Regions from separate parts of the Homo sapiens genome. Here region 2 is linked to region 1. Evidence: read pairs that join two places in POLR2A ChIA-PET (ENCODE). Cell type or tissue: OCI-LY7. All regions are shown on one strand. Links, peaks and the distances in the headings refer to the core of each region. The heading gives the core; the rest is flanking DNA. Region 1 overlaps UROS (uroporphyrinogen III synthase). Region 2 overlaps DHX32 (DEAH-box helicase 32 (putative)).

The links. ChIA-PET counts read pairs that join two places held together with the same protein. Peaks named below come from ENCODE experiments on the same cell type or tissue, not always from the same donor. Only the 100,000 strongest peaks of a DNase experiment are listed, where the experiment ranks them.
Region 2: POLR2A ChIA-PET joins it to region 1 with 10 read pairs; 5 of 35 experiments call an interaction of 5 or more read pairs at or near these places.

What each region holds. Positions count from the first base shown.
Region 1 is chr10:125,790,412-125,806,135 of GRCh38, forward strand. UROS (uroporphyrinogen III synthase) reads right to left here. Exons shown (of 10, transcript NM_000375.3): 7 at 7,654-7,734; 8 at 5,692-5,777; 9 at 4,469-4,567. Among named protein-coding and RNA genes, the nearest start is that of MIR4484, 21 kb to the right of the region's middle. In OCI-LY7, for the core only: no CTCF peak of the experiment used is centred there; a DNase peak (open chromatin) is centred at 5,530; H3K4me3 peaks cover 530 bases; H3K27ac peaks cover 2,395 bases.
Region 2 is chr10:125,846,689-125,862,412 of GRCh38, forward strand. It overlaps DHX32 (DEAH-box helicase 32 (putative)), which reads right to left. Exons shown (of 11, transcript NM_018180.3): 3 at 12,915-13,287; 4 at 7,273-7,515; 5 at 5,855-5,954; 6 at 5,605-5,763. It also overlaps a transcript of BCCIP not described here. Among named protein-coding and RNA genes, the nearest start is that of DHX32, 27 kb to the right of the region's middle. RefSeq lists a silencer at 6,683-6,862. In OCI-LY7, for the core only: no CTCF peak of the experiment used is centred there; no DNase peak of the experiment used is centred there.

The sequences.
Region 1 (15,724 bases), core at 811-8,810:
AGAAACAAAAGAAAAAAACAATAAATTGAACTTTATCAAAAAAGTAAAAAGACAACTCGCAGAATGGGAGAAAATTTTTACAAATCGTATGTCTGATAAAAAGTTTGTATTTAGAGGCCAGGCATGGTAGCTCATGCCTGTAATCCCAGTACTTTGGGAGGCCGAGGTGGGCAGATCACCTGAGGTCAGGAGTTCGAGACCAGCCTGGCCAACATGGTGAAACCCCCTCTGTACTAAAAATGCATATAGTAATCCCAGCTACTTGGGAGGCTGAGGCAGGAGAATTGCTTGAACCCGGGAGGCGGAGGTTGCAGTGAGCTGAGATCGTGCCACTGCACTCCAACCTGGGCAACGAGAGCAAAACTCCATCTCAAAAAAAAAAAAAAATGTATTCAGAGGCCAGGCGCCGTGGCTCATGCCTGTAATACCAACACTTTGGCAGGCCGAGGTGGGCAGATCACCTGAGGTCAGGAGTTCAAGACCAGCCTGGCCAACATGGTGAAACCCCCATCTCTACTAAAAATACAAAAATTAGCCAGGCATGGTGGCGTGCACCTGTAATCCCAGCTACTCAGGAGGCTGAGGCAGGAGAATAGCTTGAACCCCAGAGGCGGAGGTTGCAGTGAGCCACAATTGTGTCACTGCACTCCAGCCTGGGCAACAGAGCGAGACACCATCTCAAAAAAAAAAAAAAAATTGTATTCAGAATAAGGAATTCTGGCAATTCAACAATAAAACGACAAATAACCTGGGTTAAAAGTAGGCAAAGGATTTGAATAGATATCTCTTTAAAGAAGATATAAAAATGACTAACAAACACATAAAAAGATGCTCAACACTGTTAGTCATTAGGGAAATCGAAATCAAATACATGCTGAGAAACCACTTCAGACCCACAAGGATGGCCATAATCAGAGACAGAAAAATAAGGACATGGAGGATATGGAGAAACTGGAACCCTTACACATTGCTAGTGACAATGCAAAATGGCACAACCACTTTGGAAAATAGCAGTAATTCGACCGAACGTTAAAGTTACCTTAGATCTAGTAAATCTACTCCTAGATATACACCCAAGAGAAATGAAAATGTATGTCCACACAGAAAATTGTATTTGAATGTTTAGCATTATTTAATAGCCTGAAAGTGGAAAACAATCCAAATATCCATCAACTAGTGAATGGGTAAATAAAACGGTCCTCAGCATGTACTATTATTTGGCACTAAAAAGGGATGAAGTACTGGTACCAGCTACAGCATGGATGAACCTTGAAAACACTATGCTAGTGAAAAGAGTCAGTTACAAAAGACCACATACTGTATGATTCTATTAATATGAGATGTCCGGAATAGGTAAATCCATGGAGATGAAAAACAGTTGAGTGGTTGCCAAGGAGTGGGAGGAATGAGGGAATGAGGGGTGGCTGCGAATGGGTACCGGGTTTCTCTTTGGGGTGATGATATGTCCTGGAACTAGACAGTGGTGATGGTTGCACAAATCTGTGACTCTCATAAAAATCATGTTAAAGTTTACATATTGGGCTGGGCGTGGTGGCTCACACCTGTAATCCCTACATTTTGGGAGGCCAAGGTGGGAAGATTACTTGAGGCCAGGAGTTTGAGATCAGCCTAGGCAACACAGTGAGACCCCATCTCTAAAAAAATAAAAAAAAAATTTTTAAGTTTACATATTAAAATCATAAAAAGTAAATTTTATGGTTTGTGAATTACATCTCAATAAAGCTATTTAAAAATTTGAAAAAAAGAAACTCCCTGGGACTGGGAACCAGCAAATGGCAAACATGACTGTAGTCCTAGAGCAGGGGTATCAACAGTTTGGTGAAACAGCAGCTTTTTCACAGGAGCCTTTCACTCCTGTGTCAATGAATGCTCACATGATGCTGCCCCACAGAGCAGCAGTCTTCCCCAGGCCAGGCGAGGGGGCCCAGCATCAACGTTCTTTCTCCATCCCTGGCACAAACTGGACGTGAGTGCACCAGCCTGGCTTTGGGGGCAGCAGCCACGTTCACAGCCTGGCTCTGCCACTGTGGCTAGTGAGCACTAGGTGTGAAGATACCCACCTCACAGGCTGCAAGGGCATTTTGCTGTACACAGGAAATTCAGCTGCTGCCATTAGTGTGGTGGTGGTGATTACGAATCTGCTTACCTACTGCTTTGCAGTGACATCTCTGTGGCATTTATAGACAAGTGCGTGGTCTTCCCAAGTCAATGGATAAGTAGCAAGTTCAGGTCGGAAGTCACCCCCTTTGATCTTTTGTGGTGCGCCTGCATGTTGTGCAATGCTGTACAAACAGTGGGCCCTACAGGGACTCCTGGGGAGGGAGGACAGTAGCAAATCTGAGGCTGAGCTGAGACAGAAAAGCCTAACTACCAACTCACGGGCTAGGACTGTGTCCTCTGTGAACCTTGAAAGCACCTCACTATCCAGCGCCAAGTCCCAGTGTCGAGGGACAACTCACAACCCACACACAGTGCCTTCGTGGCCCCCAAGCAGTCCATAGTCACTGTGAGCAAGGCCAGCTCTGTCACTTTCTCCTCCTCAGCAATGGCAGAGGTGTTAACTACTGGCAGGCAGGGTAATCAATCACTGTAGTAAGAGGCGAGGGGGCTACTGAGAGCTCCTCAGAGTGTCTGGAGGGCTGCAGAAATGGGTGTGACAGATACAGGATAGGAACACGCACTCAGCCCCCAGCTGCCATGGGTGTGGACAATGCAGGCAGCAGTCTATTCAGAAAGGCCTGAGTTCTTGGTTCAGATGCTGAGTATCCATTTGTGCTTTTAAATATGCTCACTTTGAAAGAAGATAGAGTATAAATCTTTTGTTCTTCCTCTAGGCAAACACTAAGAAGCTTGGGGAAAACTGTGTTAGGCTTATACCACCAGGCATCTCACAGCATTGTGTGACTTGGGGGTGGGTGGGTGGGGTGGAGGTGGGGACTCCTCCTACAGGCCCAGGGGAGAGGCAGCAGGGCACAGAGGGACAAGAACCAGAGCAGGACCAGCACCGTGACCCATCCTGACCTGCAATATGACGTAAGCGCTGGTCATATGGACCAGTTGCCATGCTAAGCACTTTATGGGTCCTATCTCTTTAATTTTTCTTTTTCTTTCTTTTTTTCTTTTATGGGGCAGGTACGGAGTTTCACTCTTGTCACCCAGGCTGGAGTGCCGTGGCGCGATCTCGGCTCACTGCAACCTCAGTCTCCAGGGTTCAAGCGATTCTCCTGTCTCAGCCTCCCATGTAGCTGGGATTATAGGCGCATGCCACCATGCCCAGCTAATTTTTATATTTTTAGTAAAGACGGGGTTTTCATCATATTGGACAGGCTGGTCTGGAACACCTGACCTCAGGTGATCCGCCTGAGGCCTCCCAAAGTGCTGGGATTCCAGGTGGGAGCCACAGCGCCCGGCCTCTCTCTAATCTTTCTAACCACAAGATTCAGATATTGTTTTTCTTCCTCGGTGACCTGTGTGAGTCCTGGGCCTTCTAGGAACTCAAAACATGACTTTGGCAAGTTGTTTCACCTCTCTAGCCCTCAGTGTCCTCACCTGTAATGAGGAACACTGACCTCTTTTTCTGGATACCCACCACTGGACTGGTGTGAGAATTGTATCAGTTACTGCCCAGAAGTGCATCAACTGCTCAGCAGCTCCTGAGACCATGGCAAGGCATCACCATGGCTGACAATGTGGAATCAGTCTTCCCAGGTTCAACTGCAGCTCTTCCTTCTCAGCAGTGTGACCTACAGACAGGCCATATGATGTCTCTGAGCCCCGTGCTCCATCTTTAAAACTGGGAGAGCGGTGCATACTCCCCACATGAGATGCACCTGTGAGAAGGCAGGTGAAGCCTTTTGCTCTTCCTGACTGCAGTGAGTGGCAGTGTCTGTCCTTGGGCTCTGGGTCACATCCTGCACCCTCTCCTCAGTCCCTCTGGAGCCAGTTCAAGGGTGTTTCTATTACAGACACAAGAGTTGTGGTTATTTGTAGACTCATAATAAATACAGTCCCTAGTAAGTGAGAATGTAAACCCTTTAAAAGATATGAAAAAGGTGACTGCTTTTAGAATAGACAATAATGGCAAACATAAGATGGGGGAAAGGAAGGAAAGGATGTTAACACCTGTACCAAGCCCTGAGCTAATTCAGGACTTTACTCAAATTCCCTCATGTAATCCTGAGACTCATCCTAAGCAGGGAAGACCATACACATGTCTATGAAAGCCACAGAGAGACAATTATCCCCATGCTGCAAGTGAGGAAACGGGCTGGGAGAAGGTGAGCAATCTGTGCAACAGCCCAGCAGGAGGTAGAGCTGCCCTTCCAATTCTAAGGCACCTGCTAGGCCAGGGGTGTCTCACTTGACATTGAAGCCCTAGGATAATTCATAAAGATTAAAAAAAAAAAAAAGAATCTGAAAAAGACCAAAAGCTCATTGAATAACTTACCTTAATTTGATCGATATTGTCACCAGATAACTCCTGAATGTGCTTGAGACTGTATGTGAGGCCAGAGGGACTAAAAAATGTGATGCTGGCTGGAACCCCCTGTGGGGAACAGAAAACAAGATCAGTCCTTGCCATGAGACTGAGGAGAGACAACATTCCTCCGGCTTCATCCGCATCAAGACCTCAAGCCACAGGCCACCAAGGCGGTTTTAGCACAGGAGTGGTTCCCGGCTGATGCTGGCATCCTCTGCTCCAGTGAGGCAGGATTCTGGTAGGGAACTGTTGGAAAGAGCAGGCTGCCATCAGAAAGCTGGTGCTGCCCCAGGTCTGTGTCTGCCTGGCCAGAGGACATGGGCATCCCGGAGCTCATGTGCCCAGCAGCCTAGACAATGCCTCTAGCTCCTGTGGTCATACGGCACTGATCACATGAGGCAGTGGTGTGAGGCAGTGCTGGCTCCCTGTCAATGCTCCCTCCCTCTGGAAGCAGAGCAAGCAGACAAGCCTGCCTGGCCTTTTTGCATTTGGTTTGTCCTATCAGGCCCTCCCAATACCAGGCAAGACATTCAGAAGCTTGCCCTGGGAGAGGAAAGGGAGGTGTTTTACTGCATATAAATGCTGAAGACATCAAGGAACTCAAGCAAGAGCTATCCATTCTCCTGCCTGAGTCCTCCAACAGTCCCCACGGACTCCCAAATTCAATCCAGACTCCTTGGTGGCCACTGTCAGCTCTTCCCACTATGGGCTCAGCCTCCCTCTCCAGTGTCTGCCCCTCCAGCTCCACCAGCATCCCCGTATGATGAATAGCAATGATAACATCAAGGCCACTATTTACCTCAGGGTTGTATGTATCTTCGATGCTGTACAAAAAGCTTTGCGTAAATTATCTCCTTTAACCCCTATAAAAACTTACCACTTCCTCAAAGTCACCACATTAATCTCTCCAAAGAGGGAGATTTCATAGACCACCTACTACAAGCACCTCTTACCGAAATCACTGATTTCAAACCAGCTTGCAATAGACATTTCATGAAACAACCACAAAATTGTTTCCATTCCTAATTCTAGAATCCCAGACCAACTATGTGACAGGAAAAGGCATGCAGGTGACAGCTGGGGACAGTGAAACCACATATAGAACCAACATCTATCAGCTCGTGCCCTTCACCCTCTGCTTCCCCACCTGGGCACCCACCCTGCCAGAACCGCCCCCAAACGCCACGTACCTGCTGGGAATAGTAGCTGTTCAGGTTCCCTTGGATTCCTGGGTGTGCAACTGTCTGATACACAGTTATGCTTTCCATGGCAATCCCTGGGCACAATCAAAAGCAGGAAAGACTTTACCGCACTGGGCACACAATGGGGCCTCCACCACTTCACAGCACAGTTGGTGAAACCTCCCAATACAGCACCACCCTCCTGGAACGAGCTGCTTGGAAGCTGAGAGGCCAGACTCAGCAGAGAGGCCTTGAACAGTCCTCTGCAGCCTGCTAAACGCTGTGGAGTGGTCCGGTGGAAGAGGAGGCTGAGACGGCAGAAAAAGAACAAAGGCCCAGAAACCAAAGCCTTCATTTGTACCCAGAATGCCTTTTGTTCCCAGGCTTATGTAGGTTTGTCCACACAAGGCCGTCCCTAGTCACTCCATGGATCCCACACAGACTGGTTGCATGACACCAGCAAGTGTAGGAAGGGCAGCTCTTGGGAGAGGCCTGGAGTCCAGATCCCCGGCTGCACTCCAGCTGTGCCTCCACATGGCCACGCGTCCCCTCTCTGGGCCTCAGTGTGTCCACTTGTACAAGAACTGATTAAGCCGTGGACTTTCCCACATTCCTCCCTGTGCCATTCAGCGACTCTGAATATTCCCAGGGGTTTTCAGGGCTGGTGATGAGGCGCTAGGCACTGAAGGGACTCACGCAATTTCAGTCAGATATTGACTTATGAGGGGCAGCCAGATGGTAGGTGAAAAGTAGTGAAAACTCAGGCTTCTGAAAATAAAATGGGAAACTCTCTCAGAAGAAATGATAACTTCAGCATAAAACAGCAACCTATTGCCATTTCATATCCCTGAAAACTAAAGAAATAAACTGAAGTATCAAACCTCTGATTTATATATTATTTCTTTAAGGGTAACTGAGACCAAGCTTTCTCTTATTTTATCCTGGTATTTTCTTGTTCCCGAAAAGCTAATGATTTTGCTGATCTTATTACCTAATGTCCTCTGCCTTTATTCCTGGTAGCTTTAGAAGACAGATGATATGGGTAGAAGGGATACGATCTAGCTCCATTTTAATACGGGGGGAAAGTTACAAGGTCTAAGGTCATCCTGGGTCACACTGCTCATGTGGACTATTAGAGCTTCAAAACCCTGGGAGAGACAGTAACAGTCATAGTTCCATGGAGAGCTTGCCTTTGGAGAACAAGGTGTCATGCTACATGATCTCTGAACACCTCTATGAGGCAGGTACCATGGTTATGTACAGATAACCATATTTCACAGATAAGGATACTGATGCACAGAGAGATTACATCACTTACCTTCATTCACATAGCTAATAAACAGCAAGAGGGAGAATTCAAATCTGTTTTTATCTCATCCGAAAGCTGGTACTCCAAACCACTGATAGACTTTGCTCCCAGACTAACTATGTGACAGCAAAAGGTGCGCAGGTGACAGCTAAGACATCTGCATCGAGGACGGCAGCATGCTTCAGAGGCAAGAACTGGTTTCTAGGTGCTGACAGTCTTGGGAGCCACGGCAGGTGGAGCTGGAGGGGCAGGTGGAGCTTGTGTGGCTCGGCTGGAGGGTGCTGCATGCTATTATAAGATCGGCTACATTTGTAGACTTTCTTCTACATGTGGAACCAATTCTATGGTTTGTCACCTCAGTTATCTGCCCAGGGGCCACCTCCACATCTCGATCTCCTGTCCTCTTGGTGAAGGACTGGAGACACACTGTGTGCTCCTAGCTTGAGCTAACAAGCTGGGAAGAGTGGATCCAAAGAAAGGAAAGTGCAGACTGCACGTCCACTCTTCCCATGAGCATGGTCTCTGTGTCTCCTGGCCTGGCTTATCCAACCCAGCCCTGCTCTCCCTTGTGTGCTCTCTGCAGGGCCACCCACTTCTATCACTGCAAAGGCTCCTGGTGGATCCCAAAGTGGTAAGGGATGCAGTCAAAGCATTCTACTCGCCTTTGTCCTTGAGCGCTTTTGGCAGGATTTCTCTTTTGAGGTTTCCACAGGGAAATAGAAGAGGCAGTGCTGAGGACTCCCCTGTGAATAAATAACCAGGCTTTGTGAAAACTCAGGGCCAGTGCCTGTGCACAGGGGAATGGGGAGGGGCAGCTTTGGGAAGGGGGAAGCAGCCCTGGGCTCCAGGCCTGGCTCTGCTTCTAGGACTCAGTTTCAGCATCTGTAAACAGGAAGAGCACCTGCTACCTTGCCGAACTTGAAGGGTTGTTATATGAAGATCATAAGAGGTAATGTGTGTGGAGGTGCTCAGAAAATGAACATCCACACAAACAAGTTAGCCACATTCTTTTAACTCCTTCTGATCCTGAAGTGACTCCCTAGCCTGCAGTCACTATTTAGAAGGCAGACTTTGCACCTTAACTAAGTCAGGAAGGTGAAGATCAGGCCTGGTGCTGACTGGCACTGGGGCAAACATTTTCTACCTTTAAAGAGGCTCCAGATGAGCCAGGGCTCATGCTCAGGAGGCAGCCGGTAACCGGCAGCCAGGAGTGGCTCTGCAGCCACCCCCAACAAAGACAAGCTCACTGCCCACTCCTCTTCTAGCCACACCAACAGCCACTAGGCCAAGTGCCAAAAGGCGAATGCACAGGCCTTAGAGAGAGAAGCCTGCTAAGAACGGCCTGCCTCTCCTTTCACCACAACCTCTGCTCCCAGCATCTCCACTCTGGGAAGACTTAAGGGCATTTTCAGCCCTTAACTCTTTGCAGAATAGTGAGGACAGCATAGGATTTGAATGCCAATTTGCAACAATACTGTCCAAAAAAGCTGATAAGTTGTCAAATGCCAGAATCTTCCCCAAATGTGAAAACACAGCATTTTAGTAGAACCAGCCATTACCCCCCACATCCATCCGTAAGACATAAGAAATTTTAATGGGCGTTATTCATACACATTGTATATTTTCTCACATCCTTATGATCTCTCTGATCACATCTTCTCTGGTGACTACAACGAGAGGAAGGAGCAAAACAACCCCTTTCCATCCAGTACCACCTCTAGCAAGCAGCAGCCAAACAACAGGAATAACTGCAGGCCACTTAATTTCAAGTGTATAAAGGCTACATACTGGTGAATGTTTTCTTTATTTAAACTGCTCTGTAAATATCTGTACCAACATAAAATAAAATAATGAATTGGGAGATTGTTAAATTCGTTAATAGATGCCTGCTGATTTCTCTCTTCCAGTGCGAGGAAATGTTTTCATGCTCTGCATCCCTAGAGACATATTTTCAAAGCCATGTTCAGAGGCAATTTTCTTCCCCGTTTCTGTGTGTCTATGTGTGTGTTGGGGAATGCAGGGTGGAAGATGTTAGGGGCCAAAGCTCTTCCTGGGGATCCAGTAAGAGAACTACAGTCCAGTTTTTCAGCAAGCCCAGCCCCACAGGTGTGCGAGGGGCCTTGGAAAGAGTCAGGAATCTTCCCTTGGCAGCACCTCTTGTGAGGGTCCAGTGGAGTCCTGAGCTGCTCATTCTTATCTCTGACTCACAAGGCTGGGCCGAAGGGGTACGCGGCTCCCTGAGGGCAGCTGCTTGTCTCTATCTCTCCACCACCTGTGCCTTGCAGAGAGCTTGGCTCTGCAGGCACACAGGGCCCACAAATGTCCAACCAGCTCAGCTGACTTCACTGAAAAGGCACCACCCTGTCAGCAGAAAGGAGAAAATTGAAAATGTCCTGGCTGAGTCCTCCTTTGCTGGTGAGGAGAGATCTACAACTACATGTCCTGAAAACTAGCCCACTTCAAAAAGCCAAAGACAAAGGAGTTATTCCCTTTTGGAATATGCTTAATGCCTGGGGATTTATCTTCAGCCCCAACAGGCCAATGGGATGGTTAAGGCTGACACAGAGATAGTGAACTGTGGAGCTCAAAGGCTCTGCTCTCCGTTCGTTTAACAGGAAGAAGGCCTGGAATTCTGGGCTGTCCGGGCTGATGATGAGTAATAACACTGAAAATCCTAACACAGTATTATTATTACGCAGCTCAGGAGGGGGCTTGATAAAGTCACTGCAGGCAATTAAGAAAATGATGATACAAGCAGGAGGCAGACAAATGCCTAGGCAGATAGGGAAGGGTCCCCGGTGAGACCTCACCTTCAAGCCCAGAACAGCCTGAAGTCTGAAAGACCAGATTGCTGGTCCCAGATGAAACCAGCGACCCAGGGGCAGAACGTCTGCCCGTTTGTCTGCCCTTTCCCAATTGATTCTTTCCGAATAATGCCTTTTAACCAATCAAATGTTGCCTTTTCCGATACTACCTATGGTTTACCTGGGCATCCTCGTGTGCGTGCTGGGGGAACGGGGCGGAGTCACTAGGATTCGCACCTTACGCAGGGGAGGAGCCTGGCCTCATCAGCTCATGTGTGGTACCCCTGGTATTCAATAATGAGGGAGAAACCTGCTTGGAGAATCCCTCTCTTTGTTGAGAGCTTTTCTTTCTTTCTTTCTTTTTTTTTTTTTTGTGACGGAGTCTCACTCTTTCACCCAGGCTGGAGTGCAGTGGTGCAATCTCAGCTCACTACAACCTCTGCCTCCTGGGCTCATGCAATTCTCCTGCCTCAGCCTCCTGAGTAGCTGGGATTACAGACGCGGCCACCAAGCCCAGGTAATTTTTGTATTTTTAGTAGAGATGGGGTTTCACCATGTTGGCCAGAACTCCTGACCTGGTCTCAAACTCCTGACTTCAGGTGATCCACCTGCCTCGGCCTCCCAAAGTGCTGGGATTACAGGAGTGAGCCACTGCGCCCAGCTGAGGGCTTTCCTTTCACTTAATAAGTTCTGCCCTTCTCACCCTTCAATGTGTCCACATGCCTAATTTTTCCTGGTCATGAGACAAGAACCCAGATTTAGCTGAATTAAGGAGCAAAAAGTCCTGCATCAATGACACTGACTTTTTAAAATGTCATCTTACTGAAGGACGTGCACACATCTGTAGAACAGTAACAACTTCCAAGTTAACAATGACTTCCCCCTCTCGGGCACTGCCATGAGAATCAGTTCGAGCAGACAGTGGGCGCCTGAGTGCTGATAATAAGGATGAGGAGGCTGATCGGAGGAATGGAAGAAAAGCCCAGTAAGTGTGCCAGGCTGCAGAGATTTTCCCAATCCAGGAGGACATTTCAAATAAACTGCAGTGCAATCTTTCTGCCCACACAGTTTCTCTCTCTTTTCAAAAGTTATACTGTATTCTACCTTTTACCATTTAGTGTGTAATTACTTTCCCATTAGAGGAGATATCTGGGAAAGAAGGAGAATCTATCAGAACAATGAGTTATCAGATTAAATGGATTAATAGCTTTAAGCACTTACAATAGTGCCTGTCACAAAGTAGTTAAGTGTTAACTAAAATAAATAGGCATAGCTATGAATTGGCCTGTTTACTACAAGCATTAGAGGTAGATTTTTAGCTTTTAAAATCAGGCATCAAAGTTTACTGAGAAAGAAAAATCATTAATGCCTTGGTAAAGCCAAGGTGAAGGTCCTTATTAGCAGTCAACATGGATTTTTATTTGGATATTCTAATTGCAAATGGAAGATTTATTAGGACCCATAGATATGCTGGTAATAAATTAGAGGAAATGGCAGAAGTTTGCAAAGAATGCAGACCAGTATTCTCCCAGATAAGGTCAGAATATGTTAATATCTATCCAACCAAGCCTTGAGTCAGTTAACTGAAACACCAATGTGATCACTCAGAAGTGACATTGATCTCTTCTGTCTTGTGTTTGCAAAGCAGGGACACCAGCCTGATGGTTCTGGGTCTTCTAATGAACAACGACTCAGAGGTTCACTTCTGTCTCCTTACAAACAAACTGTGGGTACAGCTCAATGTCTTCACTGAAAACAGGCAGGAGCCACCTATTCTATTAAAGAGCTAATTGTCAGCCACCCATAGAAATAATTACTATTCTTTGTAGAACTTAATCCCACAAGCAATGTCAAGATCTACCATTTACATTTATTTCTACATTTTTAAAAGAAGGGCTTTGATACCATTTATGCGGTGATGATGACTCTCTAGAAACAACATTAGAAACAAAAAGCCTGGAGCCAGACAAGACCCATCTGCATCCTGTACCAGGAACCCCTGGAGCGAACCCTCCACACTGATGTGTGGCTCCATGACCTGAGGAGCGATCCCATGGGGCTGGGGCCACATGGCACGGGGCCCAACCAGTGCTCTCTGATCCGGAAAGCTGGAACAACTGTCTGTGGCTTCCCTGCAGCTATTTCAACACCTGGCTGAATAAAAGAGAGTCACTGCCTGTCTAGGCTGCTGTTAAAGAAAATGACCCCCAGCAATCCAGTCTGGAACATTCCACAGAAAGCAACACGTTGGCCATCAGGCCTTTTCCTTTCAGTTGCTTAGCCTCAGATGCTCTTTGAATTGGCCTCCAGAGGGCTTCTCCACACTGGTGCATGGAGAGGCCTCTTCCGAGAACACCATGTGGCACAAGTGGCCAGAGAAGCACAGGGCCAACCGTCTTTACTAGCAGCAAATGGTGAACACTTTCTACCACAGATTACAGTCTCCTGAACTGTATGTTTTTAGCTTGAAAATGTCTCACAGTGCTGGCTCATGAAACATTCTAGAGAAAGCCTAGCAGTATCTCTTTAGGTACAGCCCAGGTAGGGAGGGTAGGTCTGAGATGGCACGAACTCCCAGCGGTACAGACTGAGGCATCTGTGCGAGGCCCTGTGCGCTCCTGGAGATGAGTTGAGGTCAGGAGGTCCCAGCAGCCCCTTTCCCTTGGGGCTCAGGCTGGCCTCACCCTCAGGGGCTTTCCCCACCGCCTTGCCACCAAGGATGCGGCTAAACCCCAGATATTACTCCAATGATTCATCAGCATAAGGGCACGTCCAAACCCACTTTCTTCACTTCAAAAGATTCCTTTGACTTCTTCACCTGAGGGAAGAGAAATGAGCATATTTTGGACTTGGACTAAGTATCTTTTAGAAGCACACAGAGCAAGGGAGACAGGAAGAGCTTTGGAGTCAGCCAGTCCTAGGCTTGAGCCCCAGCCTACCACTATTAGCTCTGTTCCTTATGGACAAGTTTTCCCTCTCTGAGCTCAGTTTCTTCATGAGCAAAAGCAGGTCTAGTAATCGTTCCCATGTCACAGCTCAGTACCACAATATGTCAGACAATTAAAGGCATGCACAAAATGCCAATGTATGTCAGACTCATAACGGGCCCTCAAACTCCCTGATAGCATTTCTGTTATGCCCCCAGAGCCTCCAGGACCCCGTGGAAGCTGCCTGCCAGCAAGCCCTGGAGCACACTGAGCTGTGGGAAGACGGCTCCTTCAAGGCAAGACCTGCCACAGCACCCCAGGCCCTGCTCTTAGACTGCGATGGCTCTGTAGGTTTTAAAGAATGCTCTTTTTACTTAAGGGATAAATTTCAGAGACACTCCTAAAAAGTCCCAGGAACAAGAGAACTGGGTCCTAATCCAGTGACTGCCTTTTGGGCCCAATCCTGGCTGTACCTAGTGATGCCCGCTAAGAGGGAGCAGGCAGTGTTGTGTTCCCGTCTAGGCCTGGGGAGGACCAATCCAGCCTGAGTCTGACCCGCAGGGGCTGATGTAAGGCCCCGTGCCTCAGGGCTCCGGTCAACTCTCAGAGGCTACTCAGTGCTCCCCAGCTTGCCACCCACTGCCCCTGCCATGCTGTACTCTCCAGGAAAACCCTCTCCTTCCACGTCTCTGCTCAGTGGCTCCCTCTGAGTGGGAGGGCTTGGCCATGGCTACTGCCTGAGGGAGGGCCTGCCCTTCTCTGTGGAGAGGAGGCCATGCCTTTTGTACAGACTTTCCTGAAGACCTCTGCCTTCTTTTGGACACCCTGACATGACACTGTGATACAAGAGGAAATATTTCGTTTTCCTCCCTGTTCCAGGCACAGAGCTTCTGAAACTCTTGGAACTTCCCATTAGAGGTGAGAGGAGCATCTTTTGTTATTCATGATAAACCCCTTTTAACCATACTGGAGTTTATGCTAATGAGGTGACTGGTGGTGGCCCCTAGAAAGCTTCAGGATGGGGGCTGAAGGCCACACAGAGGATCACAACCATGTGATCAAAGGGTTGGAGATGGAGCTAGTCACCAGGGGTCAATGATTTAATCAATGGTGCCTACATAATGGAACCTCCATAAAACCCCTCAACTATGAGTTTATAGAGCTTCTGGGTTGGTGAACACATCCATGTGCCAGGAGGGTGGCGCACCCCAACTCCATGGGGGAAGAAGCTCCTGTGTACTCAGGACCCTTCCAGACCTCTTCATCTGGCTGTTTATCTGTGTCCTTGTTATCTCCTTTATAAAAATCAGTACACATAAGTGTTTCCCTGAGTTCTGTGAGCCATTCTAGCAAATTACTGAACCTGAGTAGGGAGTCGTGAGAACTCCTGACTTGTAGCCAACTTGGACAGAGGTCCCTCAGCATCCAATACTTGTATCTAAAGTGGGGGACAGTTTGCTAAGACTGAGCCCTTAAAGCTGTGGGGTCTGGGTTAATTCTGGGTAATGTCAAAATTAAGTTGTAGGACACCCAGCTGTTATCTGGAGCATTGGAGAATTGGTCATTGATATGAGGAAAAACCCCACCTATTTGGTATCCTGAGTGTTTTACAGGTAGAAACAGGTATCTTAATAGCAGGCCCACCATACAAAAACTGTTCATACCTCTTCTGGTCACTTAATCCACCCTGCCTTATCACGGTTACTGATGTATATGTTCCCCACCCTACCCCACCTCCAGCCCCAGCTAGGCTGGGAACTTCCAGAAGACAGGAATGGAGTTAAACTCCTCTTCAGTCCCAACGCCCTGCAAAGGGCCTGGCACACAGGTGCTCCTGGGTAAACATCTGCCGAACCATATTGAACTGACTTGTTCTCCTGTGATGTGGGAAGCAATATGGGGGGTGGGGCAAGAGAGGCGTCAGTCAATGCATTAATACCTGAAAGCCATGTCCGAGCCGATGAACGCACATCCACTGAACTAAGGAGTGCACAGGCTCAGGATTGCCAAGTGGCCGAAACACTCTGGGACTACAGCTTATTCATCTGAGTGGCCAGAAAAGGCCCGTGTAGTTCCTCTAAACCGGAGGCTCCTTAAGCCTCTGCCCACCAGATTCAAACACAGAGTCAAGCACACTTACGTCTTCATCCCTGCAGGAGCCCCAGTCACTGTAAATCAGAGTGGATGGAGGTGCTTGGCCAGCATCTCCTTGAGAGCAGGTCGGCATGGAGCAGATGCCAGTCAGGCCTCTGAATGTGACAGGCCATGGGATGAGCAGTGGCCTTGCTGTGCTGAGTGTGAATTCCAGCCTGCCACTTCATAGCTTGTGACCTTGGACAAGATCTGGGCCTTGGACCCCCAAGAGTCTCTATAGCAGCACAGTCAGAAAGAACTTTTGGTGATGATGGGAATGTTCTGTGTGGTCCAATTTGGTGCCACTGGCCACAGTGACAAGTGAGCTTGTGAAATGTGCCCAGTGTGACTGAAGAACTAAATTTTCAATTGTATTTAATTTCAATTAATTTACATTTACATTTAAATAGCCGTATGTGGCTAGTGGCTACTGTACTGGCCAGCACAGCTTGCAGTGGACACGATTCTGACTTCATGGGGTGATGGTGAAGATTAAATGACATCATACAGGCCACGTGTCTATGTACCCGAGACACGCTGGGCACTCAGTAAATGCTAGTCTTCAACGTTAACACCGAGCATGTAGTGACTCAGGAAAGGTACAACGAAGTTATTTTTAAAAGAAATTAGAAAAGAGAAAAAAGGAGAATTGGAGAACTTGGAAAGGATCCACTGAGCCCAGCAGTATCTCTGCTGTTCCCTGACTGCTCACTGCCGCCCCCAACCCAGACGACTCTGTCAGGGGCCTAATTAAGCTCCAGGGATCCTCAGACCACAGTGTAGAAAAAGACGCAGGACTTTCTCTAGAACAAGCTCCCAGTAACACAAAGAAAAATATAAGCTAGAGAACCTTCAGGCAACAGCAATGA
Region 2 (15,724 bases), core at 4,337-12,336, 60 kb after region 1:
CTTATAGGACAGGATTTTGTGCCACGTGACAACACCACATTATCACTACTAACCCCAGTCACAGGGGACTGGTTCAGGGTGGGCAGCTTCTCAAATAGAATCAATGGCTCCCTTTCTTGGGCGTTTTCGACTTTAGACCAAGGGAGTTTCCAGGAGCTGACATAGTAAATCATAAAGCTTAGGGCAGAGAGCAGCTAAGACTCTGCCCAGTTCCTAACGGGTCATTAACTAGTACCCATCGCGGCCTGGGGGTTGGAGACCCCTGCATTAATGTATATACACATTTATATCAATGGACAGAGAGAAATGCAGTTATCACTTAGGAGGGCTGAAGGAGCAAATGAAGTTTCTGTTTCTGATTTATTTTAGGGTTGGGACTTGGGCATTGTGTAAAAGAGTCCACAGGGGGAGACTCTACACATTTGCATAATGCCAGCTAACTACTCATATAGAAAACACCCATTGTATGGTCATTTTAAAACCCATGCATTTTTCTTCCTGATTTTTCTAGGTTGTTCTGGGACTGCCAGTTCCATACCATGGAAGGGAGGGAGGGAGGGGAACCTAGAGATACAGGGATGAGAAACTAAAAAACTTGTTTTGGATTTCTTAAGATACCTCAGTTCCCTTATCATAATTCACTTTTTCCTTATGCTAGTTTGAGCTGGATTACTAGTGCTTGCATTCAGAAGAATTTAATATATCCACTGCAACATAATGCATTCTATAACAGAGTGCTTCCAGAGTGCCACTGGAACTTCCAAATGGTAGGGACGTAGCATAGGGAAGAACAAAAAGAGCTATACTCACATAGTACCTACTGTGTGCCAGGTACATGCATTAATGCAGAGGTCCCCAAACTTTTTGGCACCAGGGACCGACTTCATGGAAGACAATTTTTCCACAGACCAGAGGGTGGAGAGGATGGTTGTGAGATGATTCAAGCTCGTTACATGTGCACTTTATTTTTATTATTATTACATTGTAATATATAATGAAATAATTATACAACTCATCATAGTGTAGAATCAGTGGGAGCCCTGAGCTTGTTTTCCTGTAACTAGACGGTCCCATCTGGGGGTGATGGGAGACAGTGACAGATCATCAGGCATTAGATTCTCATAAGGAGCGGGCAGCCTAGATCCCTGGCATGTGCAGTTCATAATAGGGTTCGAGCTCCTACGAGAATCCAGTGCTGCCACTGATCTGACAGGAGGTGGAGCTCAGGCAGTAATGCTCGCTTGCCCCCCACTCACCTCCTGCTGTCCGGCCCAGTTCCTAACAGGCCACGAACTGGTACCCATCACTGCCTAGGGGTTGGGGACCCCTGCATTAATGTATATACACATTTACATAAATGGACAGAGAAAAATGCAGTTATCACTTAGGAGGGCTGAAGGAGCAAATGAAGCTTCTGTTTCTGATTTATTTTAGGGTTGGGACTTGGGCATTGTGTAAAAGAGTCCACAGGGGGAGAAACTGAAGAATGAAGAGATGGTGTAGACCCTAAGACTCTACAATGTCTAGGGCCTCTGGGGAATAGCATTAAGAGTTGGCTCTGAAGAGGACAGGGAGGAAAGGCTTCTGCTTCACTTAATTTCACAGGGACATGTTCCCAAAACCTGGCATTTGCCTAACTCCTACTCCTTTACACTGTACATGGCAATTTTGCATAAACATCTCATTTGTACCTCTAAATAACCCCAGGATACAAGAGGGCAGACACTCTACCCTAATTTTACAGATGAGAAAAAGACAAGTGGCTTGCCAAAGCCACATGGCCACCCAGCTGTTTTGTCATATGTAAAGTGAGGTTTTGAACTTGGGCCTTCCACCGGCAGTGTTGAACCTGGCACCTGGCATGCTCTGCCAGCACAGCTGATGCTGGACTCCCAAGTCCAGTGCTGTTGCTGTTATCTGCCATGGCTCTTCCTGGCTCCGGCCCATCTCAGAGGCAATCTGGTGATGTCTCCTAATAACTGAGGGTCATTATCTGCTTCTCACACCCATTAAAACTGCTCTTTCTAGGACCCTCTGCAGCTCAGGGCCCCTGTGGTGCAGAGCTCAGGTAGGAGTCACTCAGACGATGACTGTGCTATAGCATTTACTATACACCAGTCACTTTTCTAAGGGGCATGCATATGTTAACTAATTTATCTTAATAACTCTATGAACCAATTGCTTTGATTATCCTCATATTCAGATAAATGAAGTGAAGCAATGAGAGTCCTAATTTACTGAATAATACCCCACTAGCAAATGATGGGGCCAGGCTTGGAGCCCTGGCAGCCTGGCCCAAGAGCCTGTGCCTTTTGGCATAGTCCCCTCAATATGGGGACCATCTACCCCAGTTTACCCAGGGCAGTATCTGTTTCCACCTTTCATCCCAGCTTAATCATTAATAGCATTCATGCCCCTGTCCCATGAAGTTCACAGGGACATGGTCAGTTTGTCTGAATTCATCGCAAAATAAACAGGTTCCATTAAGTTAAATTGCTGTTTTGTTTTGTTTTGTTAGCAGGGAGGGGTCACTCCTGCTGAGCCACAGCCATCTTTCCGCCTGCACTGTTGCACGCAAAAACATATCAACTTAAATGATAAGCCATATAGTTCCCAGGCCCACAAGAGCCTAAAGGGCTTCAGGAGCCAAAAGTACTTCCATTCTGGGCCCTTTAAAACCTCTCCTGGATTTTGTTTTCACTTTCTGTAACATTATTTACTTTATTGTTTCCAAGATCCTCACACACTGGCCCTGGAAAGTTGTTTTGGCATGTTTGCGTCTCTTTTTCACACCCCCTCATCTGAGTATAGTAGTAACTTTTGTGTAGCCTTTAAACAGATAATAGTGTAACCTTCATTAACTTAAAAACCTAGGCTGTGGCCTCCTGACAGTCATGCTAGAATATTTGCTCGACTCTCTGGGCTGTTTGGGCAGTGCCAGTCCTGCCGGTAGGTGTCAGGCACTGCGGCAGAGCTATGGGGAGGGCCACATGTGAGGGCCGTTGGCAGCCTGCTTCCTCCCATTCTCCTCTTAGTACATGTAAATGTTATATATAGTATAGTAAATGTTACGTTAACATTTAAAGATCATTTTGTAAATTCCAAAGCCAAATCTTGAGTTTCCAAGTGATTTACAAACAAGCGCATATACTTCTCTAGTATTCTTACAAACTGGGCTTTTAGTGTGGTAAATACTATTCCAGAAGGTCTTGATGAATTGGTTTAGGAATCCTCTGGTGAAAGATCTGCACCATCACAACAGATGACACCACTGTAGAATCTTTTGTTTCTCTTTTGAACCAGGGTCTTGCTCTGTCACCCTGTCTGAAGTACAGTAGCACGATCATAGCTCACTGCAACCTTGAACCCTGGACTCAAGTGATCCTCCTGACTCAGCTTCCCAAACAGCTAGTACTACAGGCGTATGCCACCACACCTGGCTCATTAAAAAAAAAAAAAAAAAAAATTTGTAGAGATGGGGTCTTGTTATATTGCCCAGGCTGGTCTTGAATTCCTGGCCCTCAAGCAGTTCTCCCACCTCAGCCTCCCAAGGTGCCAGGATTACAGGTGTGAGCCACCATGCCCAGCCCTGCAGAATCTTTAATTCCTCTTTTCACCAGAGCCATCCCTGGCCTCTGCAGCCTTTGACTTTCTTTTCTTTCTTTCTTTTTTTTTTTTTTTTTTTTGAGACAGAGTTTTGCTCTTGTTGCCCAGGCTGCAGTGCAATGGCGCAATCTTGGTTCACCGCAACCTCCACCTCCTGAGTTCAAGTGATTCTCCTGCCTCAGCCTCCCAAGTAGCTGGGATTACAGGCATGCACTACCATGCCCGGCTAATTTTGTTTTTAGTAGAGACGAGATTTCACCACGTTGGTCAGGCTGGTCTTGAACTCCTGACCTGAGGTGATCCACCCACCTCGGCCTCCCAAAATGCTGGGATTAGAGGCGTGAGCCACTGTGCCCAGCAACTTTATTTTCTTCCTGCATTTTCCCCTGTTTTCATGAGGCGTTGCCTTATCTAACGTGCCATGCCTGTTTGTGTTTGGGTTCACTTTTCTTTTCATAATCCAAAGAATCATAGATCATACCAAAGCCAGTCATCTGGCTACTACCAAAATGAGTTCTGCCTCTGAATACAAAGATGACCTCTGGTGTAGTCTGGTACCTTTTGGCTAGTTTTTCTCCAAATTTCTATCTAGGTACCACTGCCTTCCCAGGGTAGCGGCAGTCTCAGGCCATCTGTTTCCACTGAAGTGGTCAGCTGGTCCTGAGGCCTCCTACCCCAATGGACAGTGACTGTGTCATTCAGGATGGAGGTCAATTGTCAGGCAGCCAAGGAAGAAAAATACAACTGATTTTTTAAAAAGAGGTCCAGATCAGGGGAATTCAATTAACAGCCTGTAGCCTAGTTATGCCAAATTCATTTTCACATGGTTCATGCATCCTGAAAAGGGTAACTAGTTTGCTGGATTTGCATATTTCAATTATAAGTTGAATTAAATGCAGCAGCTGCGAGCATCTTTTTCTTTTTTTGCTTCCAAAACAATGAGTCAGAATTAATCCACAGTTATATTTTCCCCAAGCACAGCAGAAAAGTTATGTGTGTATTGTCAGGAGACAAAAATAAATTGTTACCCTAACCCTTTTGTCCCCCAGTTATCAGCTTTAAGCCTCATGGAATGAGCAGCACAGAGGGTGACTATTGAGAGAACACAGTGAGATAGTTTGCTTTTAAAAATCCTTGACATCACCAAGCCTTCCTTTTCTTCTCCCTGCATTTCTAGTCCACCAAACATCTACTACCCTGAGCAAGAAGATGCCTAGGAAATCAACAGGTGGTGATTCCTGGGCTTATGAGATGAACAGTGGGACTGGAAGAGCAATTTTCAAAAATGAAACCTATCTTGTTGGGGCTCAGGACACACCACCCCAAAATATGACTGGAGGAGACTAGAATATGCCACCCCAAAATATACTTCTCTGGCATATTTTGAGCTGGTTATTCTGAGAAACTGCAGACATAGGACTAGCTCTGAAAAGCTGTCACTTTGTAAAAGAAATCTACATCTACAAAGGAAATCTACATTAATAAGTGTGGTGGCTTGCACCTGTGGTCCCAGCTATTTGGGAAGCTGTGGTGGGAGGATCACTTGAGCCTGTGAGGTGGAGGTTGCAGTGAGCTATGATCACGCCACTGTACTCCAGTTTGAGCAACAGAGCAAGACCCTGTCTCAAAAAAAAAAAAAAAAAAAAAGAAAAGAAAAAAGGACAATTCAAGCTGCTGAGAATTCTTCTTTCTGCTGATTCACCCTTACGCTTCCATACTCCACATTACCCAGCTCCTTAAGCCCAGTTCCCCTGTGCTGCAGTGTCCAACAGCAGACACATTTCTCGTGTCAGAACAGTTATTTCCTAGAGGTTTGTGGGGTTTTAAAAATTACCTTCAGAGAATGTTTACCTCTAGCAGGAAAATGCTTCAGTCCAAACCAACGCCCCCTCCATGCTTGTGTGCATTGCTGCGCATCATGTGAACTCAGGACAGAGAATGGGCAGGAGAAGGTGAATCTCAGCCTAATGCCTGGCTGACATGGGAGCATAAGGCTACCTGGTCTGTTCATGAAGTCACAGTGGCCTAGGCCCGCAATGTCTATCCTCTTCATAAAAAGCACCATGCTTGTTAGGTTGGCTTCCTGCATTTCTGCTGGCTTCAGTGGCGTCATGTCTTTGGAGGCAAATTCTTCAGTGTACAGGCAGAAAAATTTTCCTAAAAGACACCAAGAAAAATGGCTTTAATATTTCTGGGTTGCCTGCATACAAGAATTGACAACATTTAGTATTTGTGTCCACAGCACTACCTGAAGAAGATGAGCCAAGAATCTGCTTGCGTATCTCTGCCTGGCTCTGGCTGATGGGCTGCATGACGAGCGAGTTTGCTCTTATTCTCGGGTTGTACACCTTTAAATGGAAAGACAGCATCATTAGCGTCAGATAAGTCATGATTCAGTAGGCTCACTGATCCTGAAGAGAATATGCTGCGCAGTACTTTACTCCATGAAATGCACTGCCACAGACTCATTTTCTTTGCACGATATTTATTATTGTTTCACTTGCCTTGAGATGGAAACTGCAAGTGCTTTGATAAATGGATTTAAAGGTTGTCTGCTTTCATTGTGGCTTCAATAACTATGAGACCTTTGTGTCATCTGCTGAAATACTAGCACTGTCACTTCTCAAAGCACTGTACTGGTGAATGATAACATATGCTCATATGTCACACAGAGAAAGGGTTCTCACCTGATAGTGCCATGTTTCTTTATAGTTTTGTTCAAATCAACCAGGATCTTGGTGGTCTCACCTTTACAACACATACTGAGAGTTCCAATCATAACAGCTAATACAGAAACTGCGTATGGCACTAACAATGATTTTCCTTACAGGTGGTTCACGGGGGCAAGTGACAGCCCTGGTTTCTCTGAAGGCTGGACTAATTCAATCAAGATCAACTCTAAGTGATTTCCAGGGAACCTTCATGACTGTTGGAATTGCTCTGTCATAATAAGTCAGGGATATTTAGGAGGCTCATAGTCTCCTGGAGGGATAAAACATCTCGGCACCTAGTAATGGTAAATTAGTCAATATTTGTTAGTTTCGTTTGAGATCTCAAATGTTAGGATTTTCTGAAGTCTCAGTGTCTTTCAGAGTTTGAGATACCTTGTTTTCATTTTTTCTAATTTTTAATTTAAAAGTAATAAAGAATATTTTGTAATGATTAGGATGAAAATTTTATCGTCAATTATAAGCCAAAATTTGCTAAAATTAAAGTCAGTATACTTGAAACAAGTTTCTAGTAAGTTCTCTGGGGTAAGATACTAATTACTCTGATAAAGGGGCTATCAAAAAAATCCAGTAAATTGTTCATAAGAAGAGATCAGTTTAAGAGTCAAACAATTTGCTTTGCTAGTACCTTAGCTAAAGAAAAAATACTATTAAAGATGACTATCACCTTTATGCTCTAGTAGTTGAGTCTTCCCTCAAAACTTTCTCCTTTGGCAGCTCAATCAATTTAATTCATTTCCAAACCTCCAACATGCTAATGGAATCAAGACTTTTGTTACTGGCTGCAATAATTCTTCTTTGCACTCATGACCAAATTCAACGAATCCCCAGGTCACATAGTTCATCCTCACTTCCTGATCAGTAAAATGGTAGGAAACTGAGAAACTAGTGCTTGACAACGATCAGCAGTCTGTTTAGCCTACTCAATAATAATTACCTTTCTTCTTTCCACACCCACATCGATAACAAATCTGACTGAGTTGCTCCAGATCAAAAACTCTCCAGAGCTAGTAGTTAACACCACTCTTCTTTGATAAACTTGGCATCTTTTTTCTGTTTCATCGAGTGGCTTGAACAATGAACATTTCTCTTTTGGATACAAAGGAACAACCACCAGTTCTCCAAGATCTGGGTTTAGGTTAGATCCTTGATAGACAGTTTCACAGACTTTCTCAATATCCTAAAGAAAAAAAAACCCATGAAAATAAAATACAATGCAAACAACATCACTATTAAAAAAATGTCTGAATTACAAAAAATTTTAGGCAATACTACGTAACAGATACAGGGAAAGAAATCCCTGTGTTGCTGCCTACATGTATCTTTAAATAAGTAAAGATGCACCTAAATGAGAAAACGTCTTTGGGGAAGTTAAATATAATTTATATTGTTTTCCCATTTAATTTTGTTAGATTTCACTAAAAATCTAAGTAAAAAAGATGACTTCCCACAACTGCCATAGTTTTTACAGCTCAATTCCATTCTCTAGGTCTCTAGCTTATGTCTCTTTCCTTTCCATACCATTTGTAGAATGGGATTGAATTAACTCAAGGGTTTTGTAGGAAGACAGATCCATCTAGAAAAATAGCAAGGTATCACAGGTCACTGAGAACTAGGTGAGCTGTGCTCGTTTCCTGGTCTGCTAAGTGGCTCCCAGGAAGCTGGGCAGAGGCCGCTCCAGGGGGTCCCACATCAGCTGGTACACAGGTACGGTCCCTTGCTTGCACTTCCTTTTTCCACATATAATTGAATTACTTGGGGCAGATTTTTTACCAAGCAAACAGCATGGCTGTTGATCCTAATGAGTGAAAACTTGCCAATTGGAATAATGAGAACAAAACGTTTTCTCCATTCTTATAATTCTGATTACTTCATTTTACTCCACATATTAAGGAAGGATTGTTTAGAAATTAAAAGGAAGGCCAGGAGTGGTGGCTCACGCCTGTAATCCCAGCACTTTGGGAGGCTGAGGCGGGCGGATCATGAAGTCAAGAGATTGGGACCATCCTGGCCAACATGGTGAAACCCTGTCTACTAAAAATACAAAAATTAGCTGGGCATGATGGCATGCGTCTGTAGTCCCAGCTACTCACAAGGCTGAGGCAGGAGAATCACTTGAACCCGGGAGACAGAGGTTGCAGCGAGCCGAGATCGTGCCACTGCACTCCAGCCTGGCAACAGAGTGAGACTCCGTCTCAAAAAAAAAAAAAAAAGAAATTAAAAGGAAAAGAATGAGTACTTGAGCTGAGCTGCATCCCCTGAACCTGGCTGCTGCTTGGCCTTAGGAGGACACGCATTCATTCCTCCCAGATGAGTCCATCAAGCAAGCTTCTCACTGGTGCAACTTAACAGCTAACCTGGATTTGGAAAGGGGTATTTGATTCCAGCAGCCCATTCATGAGCAATTTCCTATCAAGATAAACTGTTTTTTTTTTTTTTTTTTGAGATGGAGTCTCGCTCTGTTGCCCAGGCTGGAGTGCAGTGGCCCGATCTCAGCTCACTGCAAGCTCTGCCTCTCAGGTTCATGCCATTCTCCTGCCTCAGCCTCCCGAGTAGCTGGGACTACAGGTGCCCACCACCATGGCCGGCTAATTTTTTTTGTATTTTTAGTAGAGACGGGGCTTCACCGTGTTAGCCAGGATGGTCTCGATCTCCTGACCTCATGATCTGCCTGCCTTGGCCTCCCAAAGTGCTGGGATTACAGGCGTAAGCCACCGCACCTGGCCCAAGATAAACTTTTTATTGCACTGAAATATTTACTTTTATTCTCCTAGAAGATGTGGGAAAAATAATTATGGCCACTAATTCTTTATTTGGTTCTAGCTGCTAAAACTTTTTAGTCATAGGTGAATTCTTCGGTCTAATGCTCTCTCACTGAGCTATTTTGGCTGTCTTGTAAGTTGGTTCTAATGTTGAATTTTGTTCCAAATGGCAATAAAAAAGAATTTTTAAAATCTTCAGAAGGGAAAAAGCAGAGCAAAACAGAAATAGATAAATAGTTTAGGCTCCTCAAGCACAGCTGATACAGGGCTTTAAGGCCATAATCTGCAGAATTTGGGGCAGAAAAGCTTTAAAAAATGTGCATCTGGTACTTCAGACATTTTGTTTATTCATTTCCTTGATTCTTATTCAATGTATGTGGTTTATTTACATACGCATAACTTTCCTATAACTACCTGCACAGTTACGGAAAACAGCAACACCCACTGAAGGACGATATCTAGCAGACATCTAGCTCACCAAAAATGAAAGAAGATCCACAACTGCATAAAACATTTCCCAGGAAAACCTCCAACCTAAAAACACCTTTGTGATAGTTTATTACTGTACAGTAATCTGGCTACATATTATCGTAAATCTCAATGTATGTTTTCTGCTTATTTCATATTTTGTCTTCCGGTTAAAAGACAGCTAGGTGATAGGAAACAACACGCTAAACATTCAGGGCTCTAAGTCTCAATTAAGTGCCAAGACACAGGGCAGCCTGTGAATCACAGAGATTAATTCACAGCAGGTGTGGTGCTAGGCAAGTGGCTGGAGAAAATGTGACACACCTAAGGCAAATGCACTGCCGTTTCACCAAAATGTTTGAGAATATTTCTGTAATTTAAAACATACTTCTTAATATAAAAAATGGCAGGGCTGGGTGCAGTGGCTCATGCCTATAATCCCAGCACTTTGGGAGGCCAAGACAGGAGAACTGCTTGAGGCCAGGAGTTCAAGACCAGCCTGGGCAACATAGTTAGACCCCGTCTCTACCAAAAAAAAAACAAAAAACAAAAACTAGCTGGGCATACTGGTGCACACCTGTAATCCCAGCTACTTTGAAGGCTGAAGAGGTAGATGGCTTGAGCCCAGGAGTTCGAGGTCACACTGAGCCAAGATCACACCACTGCACTCCAGCCTAGGCAACATAGTGAGGTCCTGTCTCTAAGTAAATAAATACAAATTTTAAATGACAATTAATACATTTGTATTAGACTGGTTGAGTTTGTTTTCACATGATATTTAAGTGCTACGGTAGGTTTTAAAGCTTTATATAGAAATCAAGAAAGCATCAAATAGCATGGGGGGAAATGATCAATAGCTGTTAGCACTGATTTCGGTGCAAGACAAATCTTTCCAAGACACAAATCCCAATCCATAAGAGATGAGAATCTTAATGAGGGATCCTGACAAAAATAGTAAAAAAGAAAAGTCCATCAGTATACTGAATGGTGTTCTGCTTGTTAGGCAGTAGATGGGGTAAGGAAAACCAGATAACACCTGTGGAATCCAAGGCTGAAGCAGGAGAAAGAAACCTGGTGCCCAGGTAAAGTCTGCTGAAGCCAGCCCAATGTCAGTGGCTGGCTTGCTGCCCCACCCACAGGGCAGGTCGGCTGTTGAGCCCCTGAACAATGAGGAGCTCACCTTTAGAGGGTCCAGTGCTCCGCCTGGGTCACAGAGGCTCAGAATTACAAAATCCTCTGGTAGCTTTCATGGCACTCTCACTTTAAGACTGCAAGACTGATGGTTTCTTAATAGGAATGCCTTTCCAGCCTGCCTTCAGGGGAAATTACATACCTCTCCAAGTCCTGTGGCATTTACAGTTTCTACTACCAGCCTGGATAATGATGCATGTTCTAAAGTTGACAGTTCAAAAGTCACTCTACAATTAATTATAGTTTATATTAAACTTATAAGAATCATGTACTCTAAGACCATCTGCACCTCAGTTCTGTTATGAGCTTTATTTTCCAAGATCCAAAATCCATTTCCAAATCCATTTAGGAATTTTTGCTTACCCTGACTTGAAGGATTACACCCATCCTATCAGTCTTAATTGCATTTTTTTCTTGCAGAAATGTATATCCTGGTTTTTTTTTTTTAATTTTTCATTTTTTTTTTTTTTCTAGAGACAGGGTCTTGCTCTGTCACCCAGGCTGGAGTGCAGTGGTGCAATCATAGCTCACTGCAGCCTCAAACTCCTTAGTTCAAGCAATCCTCCCACCTCAGCTTCCTGAGTAGGTGGGACTACAGGCCTGAGCCACCATGCCTGGCTAATTTTTTAATTTTTTTGTTGAGATAGGGTCCTGCTATGTTGTCAAGGCTGGTCTCAACCTCCTGGCCTCACGTGATCCTCCCGCCTCAGCCTCCCAAAGTGCTGTCATTACAGGTGTGAGCCACAGTGCCCGGCCTACGTCCTGTTTTTCACCTGGCAATTCTGACTCTCAAATATATTAGATTTGCCATTCTTCCCTTCCTTAGGCTTCATCTGTTTACACTGAGAACCTCCAACTGTTTTCATAAATCCTATGTCTCCGTAATCATTTTATTATTTTCCTCAGGACTTTCTTGAATATCTTGAATCATGCAGGATGAGATGATAACAGAATAAATCACTGTAATAGGCAGATTTGCTATTCAAGAGAATGTATATCATATACATACAAAAAATGATAAATATGCAGTCATATTGAGGTTCTAGAAACAGATACATTTAAGAAAACTAAAGTTCCCAAAGCCAGAAGGAGCTGTCATCCTTTATGCTTTGAGTATAAAATAGAATAAATACTTCTGAAAGTGTTTCTGAAATATGTGGATGTTCAAGAAAAGGCTCTGACAGACAGCTGAGCCACTTATCTGTTCAGCTGTGGCTCAGCCTACATCAAATAATTTCCTTTTTGGTTTCTGTTTAATGAGTAGAACCACTACATATATGGGTCATGGTCTAAAAACTCATGCTTCTCCTCTCTGTGGGAGAAGACAGGGAAAAAAGGCCAGGCAATTAGTCTCCATGAAGAGAGGTCTAATTCTGGAGATCCTGGAGGCTTTTAGATTCAGCCAACAGAGTAGTGGGGAAAGAAATAGGGCCAGTGTAGCTGCAATTTAAAAAAAAAATGCAACCCCAAATGGTACCTTGGCTGTCTAAAAGCAGTAACAGAATGGAAATGATGCTTGATTGCACATTTCCAGTCATTCTTTTAAAGAGATGTTTTAAAGAAATCTGAGTTAAAGGTTTTTTTTTTTGTTTGTTTGTTTGTTTTTTTTTTTTTTTTTTAATCTTTTAAGAATGGAGCCCCAGTCCAGGGAGATGACCTTTTCGGGTGGGCTATATTTTCTGCCCATACTCCACTGACTATCACAGGACTGCTTGTGGGAAATGTTGTGTTACTTAACTCTATGGTGAGTGCTTAGGTAATAGTCCTGATCTCCAACAAACACACCTGCTCACAGGGAGGCAGTGGAGAATGTCAGGGGAGTCGGCATGCACCTACTGTACCAAGAGACAATTCACAGCAAGCATAAATAGAGCCAGCTGTGCCTTTGGGGCAGCCACTCTCTGGCCTGAGCCTGCTGGAGGGAAGTTGGCTCTGGAGATCATGTCTAGAGACTCCTCACCCATATTTTGTTTTCAGAACTGCATGTGATTTTAGAAACACTTCCTGTTCTCCTTTCAGCACAGGTTTTATTTAATGAGGTGTGATGAAACCAAATATTTAAACAGTTAATTAGCAAACTGAAACCTGTATGTTAGTTATTAAAAGCTTCCCAAATGAAATACCTTATTACTGTAAGGTTAGAGTATCACTTACTTACTTGTTCACAGGCCAGAAAGACTACAATGTCACCTTTCTCACCCGAGTGGTGAATTTCAAAGATAAGGCGTAAAATAGACTCAAAAGAATCCTTTTGAGCCTCACTAAGGTACACAACCTCCACAGGGTGTTTATTTTTCACTTCTATGACAGGCACGTTTCCATAATAAGAATTGAGTTTGCTGATCAGGTGAGGTGAGGAGTTAATTATGAGCTTCAGTTCTGGTCTTGCTAGTAAAACATCTTTAAGAAGTCCAAGTAACACATCAGTTGCAATGCTTCTTTCATGAATATCATCTAAGATGATGACCCCATAGCTACCCAAAAAAGGATTGGACATCATTTCTCTTTGCAGCATATCATCAGTACAATACCTATAAAGAAGAAACATTAAAGTTAGAATATTCTTATGCTAACTCATGCAAAAAACTTCCTAACAAGAAAAATGCCTTTCCTATATTCATTTCTCTAAATCAGTAACTCTAAATTTTTACTGGGGCCAAAATTCCTTTAAGTTGATACAATCTACAGAATTATAGCACAAAAAAACACAGATAAACAAGATTTATACCCAGTTTGTATATGTTCATGGACTGCCCCCTACAAAGACCATTCTGAACCCTAAGTTAAAGACCTCTGCCTAAATGTTTATTACAAATATTAATAAAAGCCTGCATCTAACTTTTGTTCTGAGCTTTATACATAAAAAGTAGTATCATAAAACACCCTGGTCAATTTTTCCTCTCGAATTCATCAATGAAAGAATTTTGAGTAAAATTATACACTTTTCAAGGAAAGGATACAAGAATAACCATCCTGGCTCAGGCTCATGGTCCTGCTAGCCCACTGTTAGGACAGACACTATTATTGGTGATTCACTGTGAGAGATGATATCATTAAGATGTCATCCAAATAATAAGCAAACAGAAGGATCTAAAAAGTAACCACCTATTTAAGGGCAGCATGAAAACTGGCTAGAATTCCTGGAGTGGGGAGAGGTCATTAGTGATTTTAATGGGCTTTTCCCATACTTCTTGGGATGATTTTTTAAAATTAAAATAACCACCTATTAGTCACTAAGCTTAATGAAAATAACTTTCTGACACTATTTACATATTTACCTGTATTACTGCTTGAAGAAACCAATCCCATTTTTTTTTTTTTTTTTTTTTGAGATAGAGTCTCGCTCTGTCGCCCAGGCTGGAGTGCAGTGGCGCAATCTCGGCTCACTGCAAGCTCCGCCTCCCGGGTTCACGCCATTCTGCCTCAGCCTCCAGAGTAGCTGGGACTACAGGCGCCCGCCACCACGCCTGGCTAATTTTTTGTATTTTTAGTAGAGACAAGATTTCACCGTGTTAGCCAGGATGGTCTCGATCTCCTGACCTTGTGATCCAGCCACCTTGGCCTCCCAAAGTGCTGGGATTACAGGCGTGAGCCACCGCGCCCGGCCCCAATCCCATATGTTTTTTACCCATTTAAGGTATTTACTTTTATTTATTCTTGTACATGGCAATTCTGAGATTGCTATCCTTCGACAGGCCTGCCTGCAAGGTTAGCCCTTGGCTAGCATTTGGGAACTTAGATTTGGGGAGGGTCCTCACCATTCCCAGAACTGATAAAGAGTAGTTTGCCCCGCCTGTAATCCCAGCACTTTGGGAGGCCGAGGCAGGCGGATCACAAGGTCAGGATATCGAGACCATCCTGGCTAACGCGGTGAAACCCCGTCTCTACTAAAAATACAAAAAATTAGCCGGGAGTAGTGGCGGGCGCCTGTAGTACCAGCTACCCGGGAGGCTGAGGCAGGAGAATGGCGTGAACTGGAGAGGCGGAGCTTGCAGTGAGCCGAGATTGCGCCAGGGCACTCCAGCCTGGGCGACAGAGCGAGACTCCCCCAGAAAAGAGTAGTTTGCTGTGCCTGAACCATTTGTACAGGCAATATGTTTTACGCTGCACATGTGCTTTCCTTCTGGGAGTCTGGAATTTTGAAACATACTAGGCAGAGGGTGCCTCTACGGCCAGCCCTCAATAAAAACCCTGGGCACTGAGCCTGAGTTTCCCTGGTAGGGCACCATTTCACGAGCTGTGAATGAAGTGCACGGTTTGTGACTTCACTGGGCGAGAGCTCGTGAGCTTGCGCCTGGGTTCCTGTAAACTTCGTCCCATCCACTATTTCCCTTTGCTGATGTTGCTTTGTATCTTTTCAATGCAATAAACCTTAGTTATATGTAAATAATATGCTGAATCCCATGAACCTTTCTAGCAAATCACTGAACCCGGGGGTAGTCTTGGGGATCTTGACACAGTCCTCAATTAACCTCTTTCAAGGAAAAAAAAAAAAAGGAAGTAAACAAACATCTATTAAGCACCTAGTGTGAGCCAGTCACTAAGCTGGTGTATATGTTTCTCATTTAATCTTCAGAATAAATCTTCAAAGTAGATATTGCTATCCCATTACTATGACTCATTTATAAATGAGAAAACTGAAGGTCAGAAAAATTCAGTACCCTGCCCAAGGTCACAAAGCCAGGTAGAGAGTCAAGATTTAAACCCAGATAGTTGTTCTATCTGTTGTCACTGTCAAATTATAACGATTGCTTCCTTGGCCTTGTAGTTTTGGTGATAAAAGTCCATGTTCTTCCTCTCTGGATCTTTATGAGATCAAAGTGTATGCCCTCTGCCTTTCTTTTCATACAGGTTCTCATCCTGTGTCTTTCAAATGAGCAGTGATAAATTGATGATTCCTTTCCTCAAACTTAGAAAATAAAGCATCTTGAATACTATAGTATTATACTTTGTGCAAGATGCCAACAG